3 separate regions of the Homo sapiens genome follow, and all the other regions are linked to region 3. Evidence: chromatin contacts called from ENCODE Hi-C data. All regions are on one chromosome and are shown on one strand. The core of a region is the stretch at or near the end of the contact, and the rest is flanking DNA. Distances in the headings are between cores, read along the strand shown. Region 1 has its middle 66 kb from the start of OTOGL. Region 2 has its middle 43 kb from the start of OTOGL. Region 3 has its middle 130 kb from the start of MIR1252.

Region 1 (2,700 bases), core at 172-2,671, 490 kb before region 3:
ATGAGGTTAGATGAAGAGAAAGGGAAGGGAAAGACAACTTGATGCTTCCCAGCCAACTTGGTACAATTCAATTCTTCTCTTTTTGATCCTATCAAAGCTGTAAGCTATAGATGTTAAGTCTCTGGAGCCACAAGAACCTAGGTTCAAATCCTGGCTGTACAATTTACAATCTATATGAACTTGGACAATTCCTTAACCTCTCTCTGCCTCAAATTTCTCATCTATAAAATTGAGATACTAGCGCCTATCTCATTAAGGTTATTGACAGGATTAGATGAACTAATGTATGTGAAGCACTTAAAACAGAGTCTGACGCCTATGAAGCACTATAGATGCATTAACTATTACTGTAATTCATGGTGCTCTTAGTTTGGATACCTCATCCAGACCTTGACAAAGTCAATATATACTGAAAGGCTCAACTACTGAAATTAATCACACTAAGATCTACATGTAAACTGCATTCACTCATCCAACACATTTTTGTTGAGCATTTATATTTATGCTCTGAACTAAGCTCTAGGAGAATAAAATTATATAAAGCACAGGAGGAAAATAAGATGAATTGGTATAAAGCCCACATGCATAAGATGAAACTATTATAAGATAGGTTGATTATGAATTTTTAAAACTTGATTAAATTAAGCAAAAACAAATGGTCTAGTTGCCAGTAAGTTTGTTAATCTTTTGATTATCTGATCATCTTAACAAAACTTCAAAACAGAATAAAAATTTTTAATATAGGCCGGTTTTAGCTGATACTGAACAATAAAGCCGTACTTAACTGCACTTTCCTGGTCAAGAACAAGAACTTTGGAACCAGGATAGGCTCAGGTTTGAAACTAGCTCTGCCACTTTCCTTGTGTACCTTGAGCAAGATACCTAAACTTTCTCTCCATTAATTCTTCATATTTAAGCTGAGCAGCACTAGCTACCAGTTTACATGGTGTTATAAGGATTAAATGTAAGGCAGTTACCTAGTGTTTAGCCCATAATAAATGCTCAGTAAATACTTGCGAGCATCATAATTATTATTTCTCTGAATTTAAACAAGTAGTACTTATATCTCTATTCACATTACATCTTCTCCACGTGATTTGCCTTCATTTTTCTCCACGTAAATGAAACTAAACATAATTCATTATTGTTAAAATATTGAATGTTTTTTAAAATCCATTTCCAAAAAAACGGTGACTTGCTGATAGTTCTCATAGCAGGAGTATAAACTAACTCCCCTTCAGGGAGTTGCATAGCCATCTCTTTGTTTAGGTGATTTCTAGACTTCCTATTTAGGCAAGGCTCTGATCTAGAAGACATAACTTTTTATAATCCAGCTCTGATGACACAGCATGAGTGATGGAGCTATAAACAGACTCCCTCCTCCTCCCCCACAAACCATGTTTCTGTAGGATGAGGGCCCAGTTAGTGGGAATTCACTTGTAAAAGACTTGGAAATACTTTCTTCAGCACACAGCTGAGCACCAAAACTTTTGAGCTATATGCCGTCTTACAATTATGCTCTAAGCCAAGAGAAAAATCTTGCTAAGTTATTTATGTTTTAGGCATTTGATTTTTCATTTTAAAGTGCTAATATTACAAGTAACTTAAATAGCAGGCACAGTCTAAAGATTTAAAAAGAAGAAAAAGTTGATGAATTACTGATGTACTTGCTAAAGTGAATATTAGGAATTTTAATGTCAGATGTTCTAATGGGGAAAAAACGATGTTTGAGAACTAAAGAGATTAGCTGAGAACTGAACTCTAAGGCAGGTATTTTTAGGAATCTTTGGTAGTGTTTTAATGTCAGCTTAAGAAACAAAGTAAAGTATTTGTGTCTCATAGTTGCTAGGCAACATATTGGATTTGATTTGGTTTCCAGTCATTTTAAAAAATAGTGCCATGATTATAACAGCAATGAAACAGTATTATCCTTTTCTCAATTCAATATTAAAATACTTAAGAACAGTTGGCTTTGATGGGGTCATTATTACTTAACTTTTATTTTTTCATTGTTTCCATATCCTTATTCCAGAATCCTGGAACCATGCACACTGTACTCTTAAAAGAATAACTTATGTCATAATTGTGCATCATGCTGTTTTACTATTTTAGATTAGATATTTACATAAAATTCAAGATACTGAAGTTTGTAGCCTTTTTTGAGTTTCTCCACACTTTGATCATCATATTCCTGAATCATCAATACATTTTCTTTTTAAGAAAGCAAGGGAGTAGTATGTACCTTAGAGAGATTTTCACTTAAAATAGTTACAATAGCTTCAGTTTTTTTTTTAAACATTTACACAAAAACCTAACTCCCCAACCAAGCCAGAAAGATTAGGTATTATTAGTATTTACGTATTTTTGTGAATTTTTAACTTAGACAATATTTGTGTTTTCTTATAAAGTTAACATATACTTTTTAATTTTTTTTTTAGTCAGGTACTACAAAGCAGTATAAAATAAAAAGTAGCATCCCTCTTCCTACTCCTTCCTCAAGTTACTTCAATCGTATTCCCCAAAAATAATCGCTAACACTTTCTTACAACTCTACATATTTTTAAATTCTGCTTGGAAACATGTGCTGGATTTGACACAACTCATTTATTGTTAGAGCTTGAGTGCATTCTTTGTTACCACCCAACCAAGAGTAAAAAAGAAAAAACAATTTTTTTCAGGAAAAAAAAAGGAATCCCTGGA
Region 2 (2,700 bases), core at 187-2,686, 510 kb before region 3:
GCAGTTGAGTGTAAGGGTCAGGAACTCACAGGTCTGGTCTGGAGGTATAAATTTGGGAATCATTAGTCAATTGATGAAAATTGAGCCATGGATATCAAAAATACTATCTAGAAGAGAGAATATGTAATAAATCCAGAGGTGCACCACTCAGCTCTACCTCCACCAAAGGATTTGATGCCCAGATTGATGGAGAATGAAATCAGCAGACAGCCTCCAGCTTCCAGCTCTTAGCTCTTTCAGGATATACCTTAGCTGGGAAAACTCCACACAGGACCTCATTTCTTTTCCGGGGACACCACATCTAATGAATGAACATGGCAGGAATATGAAGGCCTGGCCACTTCAGTCAAATGTGGGATGAACCTATGATCCAGAATGTCCCCCAATGGCCAAAGTTTTGCTAGACTTGCATCAAATTTCAACTCCTTTCTCATCTCTATGCTTTCCTTTGGCAGGTATTGATTCATAACAACCATCTTGCACCCTAAACTCTATGTCAACAATATTTTACCTAGAGAAGCTAACCTATAACAGAGCATAAAATGGAAAGAGGAAGAAGCTTACAGACCAGCCATCTGCAAAGTAAAAGAGAAGGAAATGCTAGAAAGTAAGAAGGAAAACCTGGATAGCATGGTGTTTTGGAGCCAAAATAAACACATCTCAACAAAACAAAGAGTGCTGGGAGATTAGAAAAAAAAATACTGGAAAATGTCCATTGGACTTAAATCATGGAGGTCATTGGTGACCTTAGCCAAAGTTGTTTTGGTGCAGTGCCAGGAACAACTGCCAAATTAAAGAGGATTGAGGAGGGAGTTTGAAGTGAGAAAATGGACTCACCAAACAATGAGACATCTTTAGAAAATTTAGATTGAAAGAAATGGGAAAGATAGAAAGGAGTTGAAAGATAGAAACATAGAAATTGGGAGACAAGGAAGGTTGTTTTTTAAGATGGAAGAGGCATGAGAAGATTTAAATGTAATTGGAAATAATCCAGTTGAGAAGGGTATGTCGAATAAATAGAAATGGGGGCAGGGAGGGAGAAGAAACTGATAGTGTAAGGTTGATAATGAAGTGAGAAGGCATGAGCAGACAGTTTCCAAAGCACAGGTGGAGGGATTGGGCTTAAATGAGAAGGATACTCCCTAGACTAAAATAGGAGGAAAAGAGAAGAACATGAGTCCAGATGGAACTGTATGGATTTGCTAGCAGGAAGCTGAGGGAGTTCCCATCTGATGCCTTCTATTTTCTTCGGGAAGTAGGAGGTGAAGTCATCTGCTGCAAATGAGGAGGAGTTAAGAATATTCGAGGTTTGAATAGAATGTAGAATGTTTAAAACAATTGTTGTAGACAGAGGAAGAGAATTTACCAGAGACACATGGAAGAACTGGCAGGCTGAACAGGCCCCATGTGTCGGCACCAATCTGCCTGTATCTGCTCCACTGTTGGGAGACTATCTGTGGCAGTGCCAGGCTGTTCGAGTGTAGGCATAGAGAAGGAATACAGATGCATTCATCCAGGTTTGGACATTTGTCAGACAAAGATAAAAAAAAATTTAAGACAACAGGACTAGGGAGTTGAGAATATTGGTGAGAGTGTTATGCAAATAATGGACTGTGGAATCTAAACTAAATAATAATAACGAAAAGATCAACAGAGATAAAAAGATGAGAGCTGATGGACTTGGGGAAAATAAAGAGGCCAGCATATGAAAGCAATACTTTTCAAGATTTGGGGATCATGTCAATATGCAGAATATGATTCAGGTCTGCAGGTGAGCCTGAGATTCTGCATTTTTAACAGTTTCCAAGGTAATGCTGATAGGCATTAGAACTTCAATATGATCAAAAGTAGTTTTTAATTTGAGAGAGAGAGAATCAAAACTGCTATTACATTACTAGAGTGGTAGCAACTGAACTCAGAACAAACGATGAATGGGGTTCCATGAAGGACACTTTCCACAGCTACGAGGAAGCCTCCCTCTGATGCTGCTCCTCCAGTCACTTCTTTACGAACTGTATCCACAAACAAAGTTACCTGAGTGACCCTCTGTCTTGCTTCCCTAAACAAATCTAACTAAAGGTAAGGCCTTGCTGGTCCTCGTCAGCTAGATTGTAGTTCAGTAATAGTGATAGCAATAATTTACCCTGTTACTACGGACTCAAAAAAGGGTAGACTCATTTTTAAGAATAATTCAACTGAAATTAGGATTTTAAGATGAACTTCCAACACATCTCAGGAGCCCAACAGGGAGGGTAGGCCAATCCGTAAGGTGATTAAAACAAAATGAGCATTTTGAGTTTTAGGCATATGTGAACAGTAAGGAGGAGCAGTGAAAACTGTTGGAACTTCTAGAAAGAAAGACCCTGCTCTGACTTAAGAAAAACTCAAATCTAGATGGCTCAGAAGGAATTATCTCACCTCTGGGTAAGGTGATATACATGGGCCCACAAAAAATCCATTTTTCTGTCACTTACTATGAACCAAACCTTCTCAAGAAATTGTAACTTGACTTCCATTTCCCAAGTAAGCAGCCAAAGATTTTCTCTTTTGAAAAGAGACGAAATTCTGAGTGAAACAAATCATTGGTGTTAATATTCAAGCAACAACAAAACAATAAATGAAAACAATATTTGTAACTCAAGGTGAATTGATCCAACTCAAATTTAGGAGAAAAAGTAAGGTTATATTAAACCAAGATAA
Region 3 (2,700 bases), core at 21-2,520:
ACTCTGTCTCCCAGGCTGGAGTGCAGTGGCACGATCTCAGCTCACTGCAACCTCCACCTCCCGGGTTCAAGCGATTCTCCTGACTCAGCCTCCTCTCCTGCCTCAGCTGGGATTACAGGCTCCCGCCACCATGCCTGGCTAATTTTTGTATTTTTAGTAGAGACTAGTTTCACCATGTTGGCCAGGCTGCTCTCCAACCCCTGACCTCAGGTGATCCACCCGTCTCGGCCTCCCAAAGCGCTGGGATTACAGGCATGAGCCACTGCACCCAGCCGAGTTTAAGATTTCTAGCAGCCTTCTTTTCTTTTTTCTTTTCTTTTCTCTATCTCTCTTTCTTTTTCTTTCTTTCTTTCCTTCTTTCTTTCTCTTTCTTTCTCTTCCCTTTTTTTTTCAGACAGAGTCTTGCTTTGTCACCCAGGCTAGAGTGCAGTGGTGTGATCACAGCTACTGCAGCCTCAAACTCCTGGGCTCAAAGGATCCTCCCACCCCAGCCTCCTGAGGAGCTGGGACTACAGGTGCACACCTGTATAATAGTACATACCTGACTATTTTTATTTTTTTAGAGATGGGGTCTTGCTATGTTGCCCAGGCAAACCTTGAACTCCCAGCCTCAAGTGATCCTCCTGCCTTAACTTCCCAAAGTGTTGGGATTACAGACATTAGCCACTACCCCTGCTAGCTTTGCTTTCTTTGGTACGCCCCGGCTAGGACCAAATTTACTGGGACCCCGTTTATACACATAGTTTCTCAAGCAGTGAGAAACATGTGCCCCTGCTCCCCATATTTGCATACATGACTAATCTACTAATAGCTTTTGACCATTTGGGCAAACCCTGCATTTAAGCAAACCAAATATTTGTAACTTGAATATGGAAACAAAACAGAAATCCTGTACAAATGGGCTGTGCTGGATTATTTAACTTTTCATTTCTTTGAAGGGCTCCTTTTGCCCTTAGAGATAGCATTTGAGAGAAACTCCAAAATTCAGGCAGAAATTCAGGACAAAAAAGCAAGTTTAACCTCTGGTTTCTGAACTGTGGTGCATATTAGGCAAGACTGTTCCGGATAGACCAGAAACTTTGGCCTGTGCAATTCATGCTGCATGTCGCTATGATGTGCATCTGGATGTATTCACCCTGAGGTTGTTTATTTACAATGAGAATTGAAGGAAAAGTTCAGAAACATCCTGTCACAGGATGTGTGGATAGGCCTGCTGAATGCTGAAGCCAGAGGAAAGCAGGAAAGTTTCAGCAATTAGTGATGGCATCGCCCTCTAGTGGTTTGTCCGTGGCTTAAAAATGAATATACTGCAGGTGTATCCCAGTTCTCCAAAGAATTGTCCCAAATAAACTGTCAGATTGTGTACGGAAAAGAGAAAAGGAGGGGAAAGAGGAAGGGAGCAAGAGGGAAAGAAAGGAGGAGGGAGAGGATTCTTGCCAGGATAGCCCATCTCAGCAGCTAGGAAGCTCTAGGAGCCAGGCTTTCTGTAGAAGCCTTCTGACATCCAATTAGGCCCTCAGTGAAAACATTTTTTTCCCAAGCTTCTGGCAAGTGATTCTAGCTAAAAGTCACTATTCACGATTTGTAATAGGGCCCTGGGTTCCTTTCCAGCCTCCACAGCTTTGTACCAGCTTCCCCTCCCAGGTCCACATTCCATTCCTAGGTAAGTCATCACACGTGCTGAGAGGTAGAACTGTCTGCAGGGCAAAGTGTGTAGGTAGACCAGGCTTCTTTTCTTGCACCCCCACCCTTCTTTGTTTCCTTTATGCCTCATTGTCATCTCCCCAAATACTTTTGCTGCCCTTTATACTTAATTTCCTGTTGGCTCCCCACAGAAGAGCTGGTGGCCCAATTCCTCAGGTGCCTGAAAGAATGTTTAGAGAGCTGCCTCAGCCTTTAGGGAATGACAGGAATGCTGAGAATTTCAGGCAGTACTTTTCAGACCCACTGGAAAGAAAGTTTTGGCCCAGAGATGGGGCGGGGTGCAGGGGGTGGGAGGGATGGGTTTGGGGGGTCTGTGTGTGTAAGAGGAGCTTCAAAACCACCTCAGATCATAATTACCTAAGGCTATGGACTTGTCTGAAGCCTGGGAGTCTCATCGTGGAGTCATCTCGTGTTTGTTGACCTATAGGAACAGAGGCCTCTGGGAAAGTGGTTGTTTGTGTAGCAAATTATAGATATGTGAAATTAATTTGGCTCTGAGTCTTGAGACATGAGTTATTTCTCATAATATTTTAGTCATAGTCCCCATAGTTGGTAAACAGAGTAAGAAAACTTTTCAGTGTTGAAATGTAGACTATTATTCCTGGGTTTGTTAAATCCTGGAACTTCTCCTGAGTCTAATTTCATTACAGGAAGGAGGGGAAATCGTGAAGGTTTGACTCAGAACTGTCACCACAGTCTTTCTGATTCTCTATCCACATAAAGTTTTTTATTTGGTTATTTTTGAATGCTTTTTATTCAACTCAGAGCAACTTCGTCTTAAATGGGGGGGCTAGGTAAAATAAGGCTGAGGCCTACTGGGCTGCATTCCCAGACAGTTAGGAATTCTAAGTCACAGGATCAGATAAGAGGTGGGCACAAGATACAGGTCATAAAGGCCTTGCTGGTAAAAACAGGTTGCAGTAAAGAAGCCGACTAAAACCCACCAAACCAAAACCAAGATGACGATGAGAGTGACCTCAGGTTGTCCTCACTGCT

Evidence for each region. Hi-C counts contacts between places; a loop is a spot of excess contacts on that map. Pooled maps may share reads with other maps.
Region 1: a map of ascending aorta shows a loop between it and region 3 (5-fold over the local background). The contact joins two enhancer-like sites. A Hi-C loop is called at or near these places in 3 of 168 maps with a recorded cell type or tissue (IMR-90, aorta and ascending aorta) and 5 of 50 pooled maps.
Region 2: a loop to region 3 is called in a map of endothelial cell of umbilical vein, with 3 times the contacts of the local background. The contact joins two enhancer-like sites. A Hi-C loop is called at or near these places in 5 of 168 maps with a recorded cell type or tissue (IMR-90, aorta, ascending aorta and 1 more) and 6 of 50 pooled maps.

Annotation. Positions count from the first base shown.
Region 1 is chr12:80,032,317-80,035,016 of GRCh38, reverse strand. No RefSeq gene overlaps it. Among named protein-coding and RNA genes, the nearest start is that of OTOGL, 66 kb to the left of the region's middle. Within about 2 kb of position 1,421, at least 2 of the 41 ENCODE cell types and tissues checked have a DNase peak (open chromatin) inside an H3K27ac peak, as active enhancers do; they include ascending aorta, where a contact is called at or near this core.
Region 2 is chr12:80,055,052-80,057,751 of GRCh38, reverse strand. No RefSeq gene overlaps it. Among named protein-coding and RNA genes, the nearest start is that of OTOGL, 43 kb to the left of the region's middle. Within about 2 kb of position 1,436, at least 2 of the 41 ENCODE cell types and tissues checked have a DNase peak (open chromatin) inside an H3K27ac peak, as active enhancers do; they include ascending aorta, where a contact is called at or near this core.
Region 3 is chr12:79,546,606-79,549,305 of GRCh38, reverse strand. No RefSeq gene overlaps it. Among named protein-coding and RNA genes, the nearest start is that of MIR1252, 130 kb to the right of the region's middle. RefSeq lists enhancers at 1,563-1,857, 1,300-2,028 and a silencer at 1,563-1,857. Within about 2 kb of position 1,270, at least 20 of the 41 ENCODE cell types and tissues checked have a DNase peak (open chromatin) inside an H3K27ac peak, as active enhancers do; they include ascending aorta, where a contact is called at or near this core.